Linked DNA regions of Homo sapiens: all the other regions are linked to region 3. Evidence: chromatin contacts called from ENCODE Hi-C or POLR2A ChIA-PET data. All regions are on one chromosome and are shown on one strand. Each heading gives the region's core, a stretch centred on a gene start or an enhancer-like site at or near the end of the contact. The rest is flanking DNA. Distances are from core to core; before and after follow the strand shown.

The links. Hi-C counts contacts between places; a loop is a spot of excess contacts on that map. ChIA-PET counts read pairs that join two places held with the same protein, here RNA polymerase II (POLR2A). Pooled maps may share reads with other maps.
Region 1: a loop to region 3 is called in a pooled map, with 4 times the contacts of the local background. The contact joins two enhancer-like sites. A Hi-C loop is called at or near these places in 2 of 50 pooled maps. POLR2A ChIA-PET finds 5 or more read pairs at or near these places in 2 of 52 experiments (Panc1 and activated T-cell).
Region 2: a loop to region 3 is called in a pooled map, with 2.5 times the contacts of the local background. The contact joins two enhancer-like sites. A Hi-C loop is called at or near these places in 1 of 50 pooled maps. POLR2A ChIA-PET finds 5 or more read pairs at or near these places in 2 of 52 experiments (GM12878 and H1).

What each region holds. Positions count from the first base shown.
Region 1 is chr6:36,578,356-36,582,040 of GRCh38, reverse strand. No RefSeq gene overlaps it. Among named protein-coding and RNA genes, the nearest start is that of SRSF3, 14 kb to the left of the region's middle. Within about 2 kb of position 2,185, at least 18 of the 41 ENCODE cell types and tissues checked have a DNase peak (open chromatin) inside an H3K27ac peak, as active enhancers do.
Region 2 is chr6:35,971,059-35,975,190 of GRCh38, reverse strand. The region is part of intron 10 of SLC26A8 (solute carrier family 26 member 8); the gene reads left to right. It overlaps LOC105375035 (a long non-coding RNA gene), which reads right to left. Exons shown (of 7, transcript XR_926747.3): 3 at 3,788-3,839. Among named protein-coding and RNA genes, the nearest start is that of SLC26A8, 52 kb to the left of the region's middle. Within about 2 kb of position 1,415, at least 4 of the 41 ENCODE cell types and tissues checked have a DNase peak (open chromatin) inside an H3K27ac peak, as active enhancers do.
Region 3 is chr6:36,299,501-36,303,504 of GRCh38, reverse strand. PNPLA1 (patatin like domain 1, omega-hydroxyceramide transacylase) reads right to left here. Exons shown (of 9, transcript NM_001374623.1): 6 at 1,036-1,644. Among named protein-coding and RNA genes, the nearest start is that of PNPLA1, 31 kb to the right of the region's middle. RefSeq lists a silencer at 947-996 and an enhancer at 865-1,365. Within about 2 kb of position 1,602, at least 4 of the 41 ENCODE cell types and tissues checked have a DNase peak (open chromatin) inside an H3K27ac peak, as active enhancers do.

The DNA.
Region 1 (3,685 bases), core at 936-3,435, 280 kb before region 3:
GAATTTTTTTTTCCTGTTTTCTGCTTGGTTTAATTTTTGTTTTTCTTTTTTCTTTTTTTCCTTTTTGGAGACAGGATCTTGCTCTGTCACCCAGGCTGGAATGCAGTGGCATAATCACGGCTCACTGCAGCCTCGACCTCCTGGGCTCTTGCAATCCTCCCACCTCAGCCTTCAGAGTAGCTGAGACTACAGGCATGCACCACCACACCCAGCTAATTTTTTTACTTTTTGTAAAGACAAGGTCTCACTATATTGCCCAAGGTCGTCTTGAACTCCTGGGCTCAAGCAATCCTCCTGCCTCAGCCTTTCTTTTTATTTTTCTGAGATGGAATCTTGCTTCTTCACCCAGGCTGGAGTGCAGTGGTGCTATCTTCGCTCACCGCAACCTCTGCCTCCTGGATTCAAGCAATTCTCCTGCCTCGGCCTCCCCAGTAGCTGAGATTACAGGCACCACCACCGTGCCCAGCTAATTTTTGTATTTTTAGTAAAGTCAGGGTTTTGCCATGTTGGCCAGGCTGGTCTCGAACTCCTGACCTCAAGTGATCTGCCGCCTTGGCCTCCCAAAGTGCTGGGATTACAGGCTTGAGCCACCAGGCCCAGCCCTGCCTCAGCCTTTCAAAGTGCTGGGATTACAGGCGTGAGCCACCACATCCAGCCTAATTTTCTATAATTACATTTTGGTGCAAAATTAATAAAAGTTCTTTCTACTGAAGTAGAGAGCCAAAACACCTAAAAGAATGGCTTGGCTTTACAACTTTCATTTTAAATTGGTCCACAGTTAGTTTCCAACTGTTGTCAGTTAATTATCTTATTTCTCCCAATCTGGGAATGTCTCACAAACACCGAAATGTGGGAGTTTTCTGGGCACATTTGGGTAATTCTACTTTCCTGACACGCCGCCCCCCTCAACACATTTCTCCACACGCAACCACACCCCACCCACCCGACACACACATGCACACACACTAATTTTCACCCTGTCATTTTTCCTGGAGTGTACCTGACTTATAAAATGTAATTGTAGTACTTGAAACAAATGAAAACTAGGACACAGAGAAGTTAAGTAATTTGTCAAAGGTCTCACAGTTTATAAAGGATGAAGGTAGGGGCCGGGCTCAGTGGCTCACGCCTGTAATCCCAGCACTTTGGGAGGCCGAGTCAGGCGGATCACCTGAGGTCGGGAGTTCGAGACCAGCCTGAGAAACATGGAGAAACCCCGTCTCTACTAAAAATACAAAAGTAGCCGGTCGTGGTGGCACATGCCTGTAATCCCAGCTACTTGGGAGGCTGAGGCAGGAGAATCGCTTGAACTTGGGAGGCGGAGGTTGCGGTGAGCCAAGATTGTGCCACTGCACTCCAGCCTGGGGAACAAGAGCGAAACTCCGTCTCAAAAAAAAAAAAAATGGGTGAAGGTGGGATTCAAATCCCAGGTGAGACTCTGGAGCCTGGTGTCCACTTGAGGAGCAGAAAGCAGCTATGATTGGGCCACATGCAGTGGTTCACACCTGTAATCCTAGCACTTTGGGAGGCCAAGGTGGGTGGATTGCTCGAACTCAGAAGTTTGAGAACAGCCTGGCTAACGTGGCAAAACCTTGTCTCTACCAAAAATAAATAAATATATATATATAGCTGGGCGTGGTGGTGCGTGCCTGTGGTCCCAGCTACTCGGGAGGCTAACGCAGGAGAATTGCTTGAGCCCAGCCATAAGGGAGGCTGCAGTGAGCTGAGATCGCACCACTGCACTCCAGCCTGGGCAACAGAGGGACTTTATCTCAGAAAAAGAAAAAGAGAGAGAAAAAAAGAAAGCAACAATGCTTGGAAATTGCCTGCGTTTGGTGTCTCTGGGGGTGTGTGTTTGCTTTTTCAGCCCCCCCTTTCCTCCAGAGAGCCCTAAGGAACACCATGTTACATGGACAGACGTCCTTCCTCGCATGCTGGGCCCCCTGAGGCAGCACAGTTCCTGAGCTCCAAGACTCTTCCCCGTTTTGATTTCAGCCCCACCCTCCCTTCCCACTCAGTGGTGCCTGGACTTCAATGCCTGCCTCGTGTGTGTTACCTTATTTGGTTCTCAGACCTACAGAGAGGTCTGGCAAAGGATCCAGGCTAGAATAAAAGGATTGCTTGTGCAGCTGGAAGATGAGAAACCTTTGTTTCGGTGACCCTAGCTTGCACTCTGGAACTCACAAATACAGGGAAGTAAGTTTAGCCTCAAAAGCAACAACAAGAAGCAACTGAAGAGGGCAGAGTGGAGATGTCAGGATGTCACAATCTTTAGTGTGTGCTTAATTCTGTGTTTTGAAAGATATTTGTCTGTTTAGCTCCAGTATGGCTTTCTTTTTTTCCTGAGTTTCTAGAGTTTACACACTAATTTAGTTTGTAGCCAAGAAAACTCAGGCCCAGCAAGTGATAGCTGTCATAATTTCGCATAAGCTTGTGTGTAGCATTTACCACTTTTTTTTTCTTTTCTTTTTTTTTTTTTTTTTTTGAGATGGAGTCTCACTCTGTCACCCAGGCTGGAGTGCAGTGGCATAGTCTCAGATCACTGCAACCTCCACTTCCCAGACTCAAGCGATTCTACTGCCTCAGCCTCCCAAGTAGCTGAGTTTACAGGCGCCTGCCACCATGCCTGGCTAATTTTTGTATTTTTAGTAGAGCTGAGGTTTCACCATGTTAGCCAGGCTGGTCTCCAACTCCTGACCTCAAGTGATACACCCACACTGGACTCCCAAAGTGCTGGGATTATAGGTATGAGCCACTGTGCCTGGCCCATTTACTACTTTTTTTTTTTTTTTTTTGTGACAGAGTCTCACTCTGTTACCCCAGGCTGGAGTGCAGTGGTGCAATCTCGGCTCACTGCAACATCTGCCTCCTGAGTTAAAGAGATTCTCCTGCCTCAGCCTCCTGAGTAGCTGGGATTACAGGTGTGCAACACCTGGCCCGGCTAATTTTTTGTATTTTAAGTAGAGACGGAGTCTCACCATGTTGGCCAGGCTGGTCTCAAACTCCTGACCTCAGGTGATCCACCCGCCTCGGCCTCCCAAAGTGCTGGGATTACAGGTGTGAGCCACTACGCCTGGCTCATTTACTACTTTTTAAACCTGGTTCAGAGCATCTCTCTCTCAATCTCCCTCTCTTTCTGGCTGTCTTTCTGTCTCTATCTTTTTTTCTCTCTCTCTCCTCTACACATGCACACACTCATGCATACACACACACACACACACTCATTTAATCCTTGAAACTCAGGTAAATGTTATTATCTCCATTTTATAGAGGAAAACAACTGAGGCACAAGAGATTAAAACACTTGCCAAAGGTCACAGAGCTCAGAATTACCAGAGCCAGATTAGACCCCTGCAGTCAGGCTACCTAACCATAGACCCATACTGCCTCTGGGGCCCAGCAGATGTCTGAGTCCTTATCTTACTGGACTCACAGCATCTCAGCCTGTTAATTCTCCCTCCCAGTTTCCACATTCCCATCTCTCTGGCTCCTCTTCCTTAGTGCCCTCCAGAGTGCTCTTCCTCCTCTGCCTGCTAATGCAGGGGGCCCGCGGGATTCCCTCCCGTGCCCCTTCCCAGCTCCCCGTGTGCTCTCTCCATGAGGGACTTCATCTGCTTTCAGGACCTCTGTTCTCTGCTTTATCTTTGGAGGAGTGGGGGCTCTCCCCGACCCCTGAGCCATATAT
Region 2 (4,132 bases), core at 166-2,665, 330 kb after region 3:
TAAAAGTTACTTGTCAATGTGGAACTTGAAAGCCATTTTCTACAGAAATATGTGAGAGGTTTCCGTATATTAGCCCACAAAACCCCACTTTCCATGTAACATACCTAAAGGATAAGAATATTTTAGGTAAACTGGCCAAGTGTGGTGGCTCACGCCTGTAATACCAACACTTTAGAAGGCCGAAGTGGGTGGATCACTTGAGGTCAGGAGTTTGAGACCAGCCTGGCTAACATGGTAAAACCCCATCTCTACTAGAAATACAAAAAAAAAGAAAAAAAAAAAAACAATTAGCTGGGTGTTGTGGCGCACACATGTAATTCCAGCTACCCAGGAGGCTGACGCAGGAGAATCACTTGAACCTAGGAGACAGAGGTTGCAATGAGTTGAGATGGTGCCACTGCACTCCAGCCTGGGTGGCAGAATGAGATTCCGTCTCAAACAAACAAACAAAAAAGAATATTTCTGGTAAACTTACCATCATCTGCTAATGCTTTCCCCCTGTGGGAAGATGCATTCTCACACCTAGTCTGGAAAAGCAATAATACAACTCTACACACCTTGGCAGCAAAGCAAAAATTTTCCTGGCTTCTTCAAAAGGGCATGGCAAGGGGCTTTCATGACAGGGTGTCAGGTCTTTGTCTAGGAGAGCCTAGAGAATGTATAATTGTTCTACTTTTGTATAAGAGAAAATTATCTAGGTCAGATTTTCTGCAGGTATTCTGAGTCAGTAAACTAAATGTTTAGGCATGTGTTAAGCATACATAGAGAGAATGGTGGTCGAAAAGACTGTAGAGGCAAAGTGTCTAATTGCAGGCATGAGATTTTATAAGTCTAATGTTCATGAGTTTTGTTTTTTGTTTTTGTTTTTGTTTTGAGACACAGTCTTGCTCTGTCACCCAGGCTGGAGTGCAGTGACGCGATCTCGGCTCACTGCAACCTCCGCCTCCCAGGCTCAAGTGATTTTCCTGCCTCAGCCTCCCGAGTAGCTGGGATTACAGGCATCCGCCACGACATCCAGCTAACATTTGTATTTTTAGCAGAGATGGGGTTTTACTATGTTGGCCAGGCTGGTCTTGAACTCCTGAACTCAAGTGATCTGCCTGCCTTGGCCTCCCAAAGTGCTGGGATTACAGGCATGAACCACCGGGCCCGGCCCAATGTTCATGAGTTTTGAACTGACTAGATAAAATTACAACAGGCTAACCTGAGAGGTGTCCCATCTCAACTATGCAGAGTGACAAAATGTCAGAGAGCTATCGGAATTGAAACTGGGGTTGCCCGGGGAATGAGTCAGCATTCAGACGCCAGAGAAACAGTGGCAGAGGTCAAAGACAAGCTTCTGCTGCAGAAACATAGTAAAAGGTGTAGCCATGGTCAGAAACGAATGTGTCAGCAGAATGAACAGTCAACTTTCACATGGAAAGACAAAGTGTCATAGTCCATGGGCAAATATGTGGTGAAGCATAAGGTAAAAGGTAATACAAGTCAGAAAGATTAGGCAGGGGTGAGAGCCTGGGTATAGAGCAGGGGTGTCCAATCTTTTGGCTTCCCTGGCCCCACTGGAAGAAGGAGAATTGTCTTGGGCCACACATAAAATGCACTAATTCTAACAATAGCTGATGAGCTAAAAAAAAAAAAATCGCTAAAATATTTTATAATGTTTTAAGAAAGTTTACGAATTTTTGTTGGGCTGCATCCAAAGCTGTCCTGGGCCACATGTGGCCCCGCAGGCCTCAGGTTGGACAAGTTTGGTCTAGAATAAGACTACATTGTACCATTTTATGTGGACCAAGTTTTGTTTGTCACAGAGCTTCTTCCGGACACATTGGCCTTTTCCACTACTGCTTAATAGACAGAGAAATTTGGGCTATGTTCAGAAGAAGAGTGTTTTGTACAAGCATGCAAAAACTTTGGAGTCAAAGAGACTCCAAAGAGACTTGGAGAGTTTTAGAAGAAGAAATGGAAATGGAGATTCCAGAGATTAGTTCCACTAACTTTTTATGACATACTTTGTTTATTCAGTATATAAGCATAATGTAAATTTGGGAGACAAGATGTGCACGGCTAGAAAAAAACTAAATCACAGTGCAAGGAAAATTGAGTGCAGAATGAGGACGATTTTTAAAAAGCGGCATAAATATTGCAAGAAGGAGAATGATGGCAGAAGTGGGACTTTCATGGAGTACTGAAAGGGTTTAGGGTATGTGTAGATGGAAGGAGGAAGAAGGGCTTCAGTTCAGCCTCAGAGCTGTCTTAACAGCAGGATTCCACTTGTGCGTGCAATGCAGACTGGAGGAAGACTGGCTGTGCCAAATGCACTCATTGATTCTGGGAATAGAAAGGCCAAGTTTTGAGAGGGTTTTGGCAGACGATTGAATTTCCAACCCCTGAGCAAGCCCATTTTTAGCATTTTAGCCTGTTGAACAGAAGGTCTGCCTCAAAGGTAGCCTATGGCACTCATTTTGTTTTCCGCTGCCACCTTGTTCATCTGTGCAGCACAGTTCTGCCAGTGACACCTCTCAATGCAGTGCAGCGGCCCTCCACAGGGAGGCATGTCCCTAGGAATGCTGAGAAGCCCTCCCTGAGGCCTTGACATGCCCCTTGCAAATCCCTGGCTCAAGCAGAGAATGTTGCTGACCCCTGGCCCTACACATGGCAGCTGCCCAGACTATACTCTTGAGTTCCTAATCTGGACCAGAAAAGACCTATGAGACTCATTCATCTTCTTCATTCCATGGGAGTGGAGTTTTCTCTCCACCTCTTATCTCTGGAGGCCTTATGATTTTTTTTTTTTTTTCAGAGACAGGGTCTCACTATGTTGTCCAAACTCCAGGCCTCAAGTGATCTTCTCACTTCAGCCCCCCAGAGTGCTAGGATTCCAGGCATGAGCCACCGTGCGCCAACCCGCTGGGGGCTCTTGATTCACTCTGCCTGAGAATGTCCCTATTTCTTCAAAGTTTCTTAGGACTGCAGAAAAGAGAAATATGGGGCTGGCTCTGAACCTCTCAAAAATAATCTGCCATCAAGGGTCACTTTGTTTTTATTTTTTATCTGGCATAGATGCAAACTGTGTATATGTGTTTAGATTTCACTTAATTTCTTGCTGTCTAGAACTCATTTCCCTCCAGTGGCTGCAGCAAAACCTACTGGTCCTTCTGGCCACAGCCTCAGCCTGAGGCATTGGCAGGCCTGACCCATGGCAAAGGGGATGTGATGAGCCCTAGTAGGCCTGTGGCCAGCTGGGCTGTCCCCCACTCCATCTTTCTGGTCATCCTATTCGTACCACTGTGCTTCCGTGTTCTCCAAGATTAGGTTTCTGTCATTGCCCCCTGCTTTCTAAGGACCTGCCTTGCCCAGGCTCCCCGAACAGCTTTAAAAATGGGTTATTGTAAAAGAGAGAAATGAATGCATTGCATTCTTTTTAGAGGAAGTCAATGGGGCCGTGGAGAGAGCCTGGATTTTGGAGTCAGATGGTCAGGGGAGGTTGAACCTGACTCCATGCTTCCTAGATGTATGTGACCTTGGGCAAATTAATTTTGCTCTCTGAGGTTCTAGTCTTCATCTGGAAAGTGGGGATAAGACAAATTTGCCCATTGTGAGAATTAAATTAGATGCTAATGGGTGCCTGTCACTTAAGAGTTCAAAAATCATCACTTCTACCCCAAGACCCAAGTGCCTGGGCAGGTGTTCATCATCTGCTATTCTACTTCATGGAGCCCCCTGTACATGGAGCAATTGATGCCTGAGGGTCTGCATGTTGATTGTGGCTGTGGCTATGGAAACTCACATGGCTTTGACTCTCTGGAGAGAAGGCACAGTCAGTCTTTGCTCAAGAAAGCCTGGAAAAGTGATGGAAAATCTGGTCAGAAAAACAAAGCATGCATGAGATGTAAAACATGCAGACAGTGCTTGCTGTCATCAGACCCTGTTCAGGCACTGAGGCTGAGCTCTGAGAGCCATCGAGCATCTTCCTGAGGCGCAATGCCACAGAAGATGGTCCTCTGATCCCAAAACCCATTCCTATGAATGTGCAGCCAAGGGGAACACAATTATTGGCAGGCCTCCAACCCTCTCTGAGCAGCTAATTTTATGGGATTTGGTGTCTAGTTTGTGCTCATTTTGACTTAGGATT
Region 3 (4,004 bases), core at 353-2,852:
GAAAGGGAGATTTCCTGAGTAAGGAATTGAGAACGTTTTATCTTTGCAGGCCCTATAGTGGTGCTTCTGAAACCGTCTGTAGTAGTAAGGAAACAGTTTTTTAAAAATTTCTGGCTGGGCGCGGTGGCTCACGCCTGTAGTCCCAGCACTTTGGGAGGCCAAGGCGGGCAGATCACAAAGTCAGGAGATTGAGACCATCCTGGCTAACACAGTGAAACCTGTCTTTACTAAAAATACAAAAAATTAGCCAGGCGTGGTGGCGGGCATCTGTAGTCCCAGCTACTCGGGAGGCTGAGGCAGAAGAATGGCGTGAACCCGGGAGGCAGAACTGGCAGTGAGCCAAGATCACGCCACTGCACTCTAGCCTGGGCGACAGAGCGAGATTCCATCTAAAAAAAAAAATTTCTTTGTAGTCTATAACAAACTAGTAATTTTGTGAAATACAATGCAAATGAATTAGTAAAAAATGGTCAAGCTCCGGGATGTTGTGGAAATACCTTAGTGCTATAAACGTTTCTAAATGATTACTCTTAATTTCTGCACACCCTCCGTGGTGGGCTAGTAACACACAGTTGAGGGCTGGGTTGGTCTGCGGACCACTCTTTGAGTAGCACGCCCAGCACAGCAGGTTTCACAGTAAAAATCTACTGGCCCAGCGGTCTCAAATGTGAGCAGGCAAAAAATCACCTGGAGGGCTTGTAAAAAAGGCAGCTGGGCCGCACCTCCAAAGTTGGTAATTTAGTAGGTCTGCAGTAGGACCTGAGAACTGTAATTTCTAGCAAGTTCCCAGGTGATGCTTTTGCTGCCGGTAGGGGGATCGCACTTTGAGAAGCACTGCACCAAGGGAAATGAACCAATGTCTATTACACTGCCCCCTTGTGGCGGACTGTCCTCATAATGGACAGAGATGCTAAAGCTCACTGCTAACTTCAGCCACGCACCCCTAAAGAAGCGGTTATCAGCCCTGGTGTCCTTGCTCGCTTGCCAAGGGGCTCCAGGCATGAGAAAGTCATAACAAGCCAGAAGGGTCCATACCTTGGGGCTGTTCTTGGCCTAGTTCCTCCACAGGTGGCTGAGCAGGGAAGGCTGAAAGAGAACTTCGGGGCAGTGTTTGAGGTGCCCCCACAGTTGAAGGCCCCAGGGATGGCCTGGGTGAAGTGGGTGCCTGAGAGTGTAGGGATCTGGCTGGTGATCCAGACGGTTGTACCTGCTGCTGAGGTGACAGAGGTGACAGTCCAGGTGGTGGGGTGGGCAGTGATGAACCAGGTGTGGAGCTGGGTGGCTTGTGCACAGCTGGGAATGATACAGGTGGCATGCCACTTAGAGAAAGTGGAGTTGAAGAGGCCAGTGGCTGTGCAGGTGGCTGCTCAAGTGGAGAGACTGGTGCTGAAACAGGTGACTCGCATGTGAATTCAAGTGTCTGCACAGGTTGGGACACAGGCGGACCATGGCTGCCCCTTCCATCCCCTTTGGGAACCCACTCCTTGTGAGGTTGTGTGGCTCCTTCCAGACTGGCCTGCCGTGCTCGAAGGCTTGGTTGACTGCGTTCAGGGCACTCATTGCCAAGGGCGAGTTCTATCTGGCAGTACACTTCCACCCGGGGGAAAATCACTCTCTTGGAGGAAGAATTAAGATAAACAGCATCTAGGATAAACAATAGCATGGGGTGTTACTCAGCCCTGGCAGCAGCATGGCCTTTGCAAAAATGGTTTCTTGAGTTATTTTCCTAAACAGGAACAGTGCTTTTCAAAGGTCTTTCTGTACTTACTTGAATTTACAGTGAGTGAAAACAAACGTGATGGTTTCTGGCACTTACGGTGTAGTGTGGGGAAGCAGGCGTTGCCCACCCAAATTATCTAGAGTTTCAACTGAGGCAAGTGCAGGAAGAGAGGAATGTGGTGCTGTGAGAGAGGGCAGGTCATCTGAGGGATTGGCAGTGAGTAGAGATCTGAAGGGTACGTGGCCCAGGATGGTCAGGGCGGGGTGGTGAGGGTGTTTCAGCAGAGGGAACAGCACACACAAAGGCCACAAAGTTTGAGGACACACCAGGTGGTCGGGGGCCTGAAAGGTCAGTGTGGGGCGGGGGTACTGTGCTGGGGGAGGAGGCTGAGGAGGCGGCAGGGGCCGGACCATGTCAGGGCTGTAGGCAGCAGCTAGGATCCTTAGTTTTCATGGCAAGCATTATTGTAGCATGACTTTTAGGCAGGGGAGGTAATCAGCTGAGGCTGGTTCTGAGAAGGTCACTGTGGCTGTAAGACTCATTGAGAAAGGTGAAAGGGTTGCCTGAGCCTGGGAAGCTGAAGCTTCAGTGAGCCATGATCGTGCCACTACGCTCCAGCTTGGGTGACAGAGTGAGAACCTGTCTCAAAAATAGTGGGTGGGTGGGGGGGCGGGGGGATGGCGTTTATCTAGGCCACATAACAGCCCTTAAATAAGAAAACAAACAATTCAGTTTTTAAAATGTGTGAAAGAGCCAACTGAAAGGGCTCCCAATGGCCAAAGCTGGAACAATTTGAAGAACACAATAAAGTAGTATTGAATAATAACCCAAAGTATAACATAACCATGAATCCATACTGATATAAACATATATTACGTAGGTAAGTAAATCAGGGAGAAGAGAGAAAGCTCCCCTGCAGAAGAATTCTTAGTAATTTATGTAGATGCTTGACCCTTTAGGAAGTGGAGCATAACTTCTCACTCCTTAAATATGAGCTGTGCACAGTGACTTTCTTCCAAAAACTGCAGTAAGGATAGAGGGAGAAAGAGTACTTCACAATGGAGAAACCCGATGGACACTACCTCGGCCAGGCGGTCATGGTCAACATCAGCAGGGATACGTCATGTTGGCAGCACGTGCCCATGAGGTAACGTGATGTGAATAGCACCTTACCTCTGTGGTCTCCTCCCCAGAACTCAAAACCCCAGCTTAATCTTGAGAAAAACATCAGACAAACCCCAACTGAGGGACGTTCTACAAAATACCTGACCGATAGTCAACTCTGTCAAGGTCATCAAGAATAAGAAAAGTCTCTGTAATCCCAGCACTTTGGGAGGCCGAGGCGGGCGGATTATGAGGTCAGGAGATTGAGACCATCCTGGCTAACACGGTGAAACCCCATCTCTACTAAAAATACAAAAAATTAGCCGGGGGTAGTGGCATGCACCTGTAGCCCCAGCTACTCGGGAGGCTGAGGCAGGAGAATGGCATGAACCCGGGAGGTGGAGCTTGCAGTGAGCCAAGATTGCACCACTGCACTCCAGCCTGGGTGACACAGCAAGACTCTGTCTCTCTCTCTCTCTCTCTCTCTCTCTCTCTCTCTCTCACACACACACACACACAAGAATAAGAAAAGTCTGAGAAACTGTTATAGGCAAGAGGAAACTGAGGAGACGTGACAACAAAATGTAATGTGATCCCTGGGTGGGGGGTCCTGGAACAGAAAAAGAAATTAGGTAAAAACTGAGAAAATCTGAATAAGCAATGGCTCTTAGTTAATAATATGTCAAGATTGGTTCATGAGTTGTAACAAATGTACTGGACTGAATACCGTGTTATATATGTATCATTCTGTAACGTCTAACAGATGTGAGACAAACACCCTGTATTATTTTCACAAGTTATCCATAAATCTAAAACTACCCTAAAAAAACAAAGCTTATTAAGAGTCTAGGTGAGAAATGTACAAAAGAGTGGAACGAATGCTTCACCAAAGAAGATCTATGGGAGGCAAATAGACAAATGAAAAGATGCTCAAAGTCATTAGTCATTAGAGGAATACTGATTAAAACCACAATAAGTTACCGACATGCACCTGTTAGAAGGGCTAAAATGAAAAATTCTGAGCATTAATTAAAAATACCAAAAGTTGGCCGGGCGCAGTGGCTCACGCCTGTAATCCCAGCACTTTGGGAGGCCGAGGCGGGTGGATCACGAGGTCAAGAGATCGAGACCATCCTGGCCAACATGGCGAAACCCCGTCTCTACTAAAAATGCAAAAAAT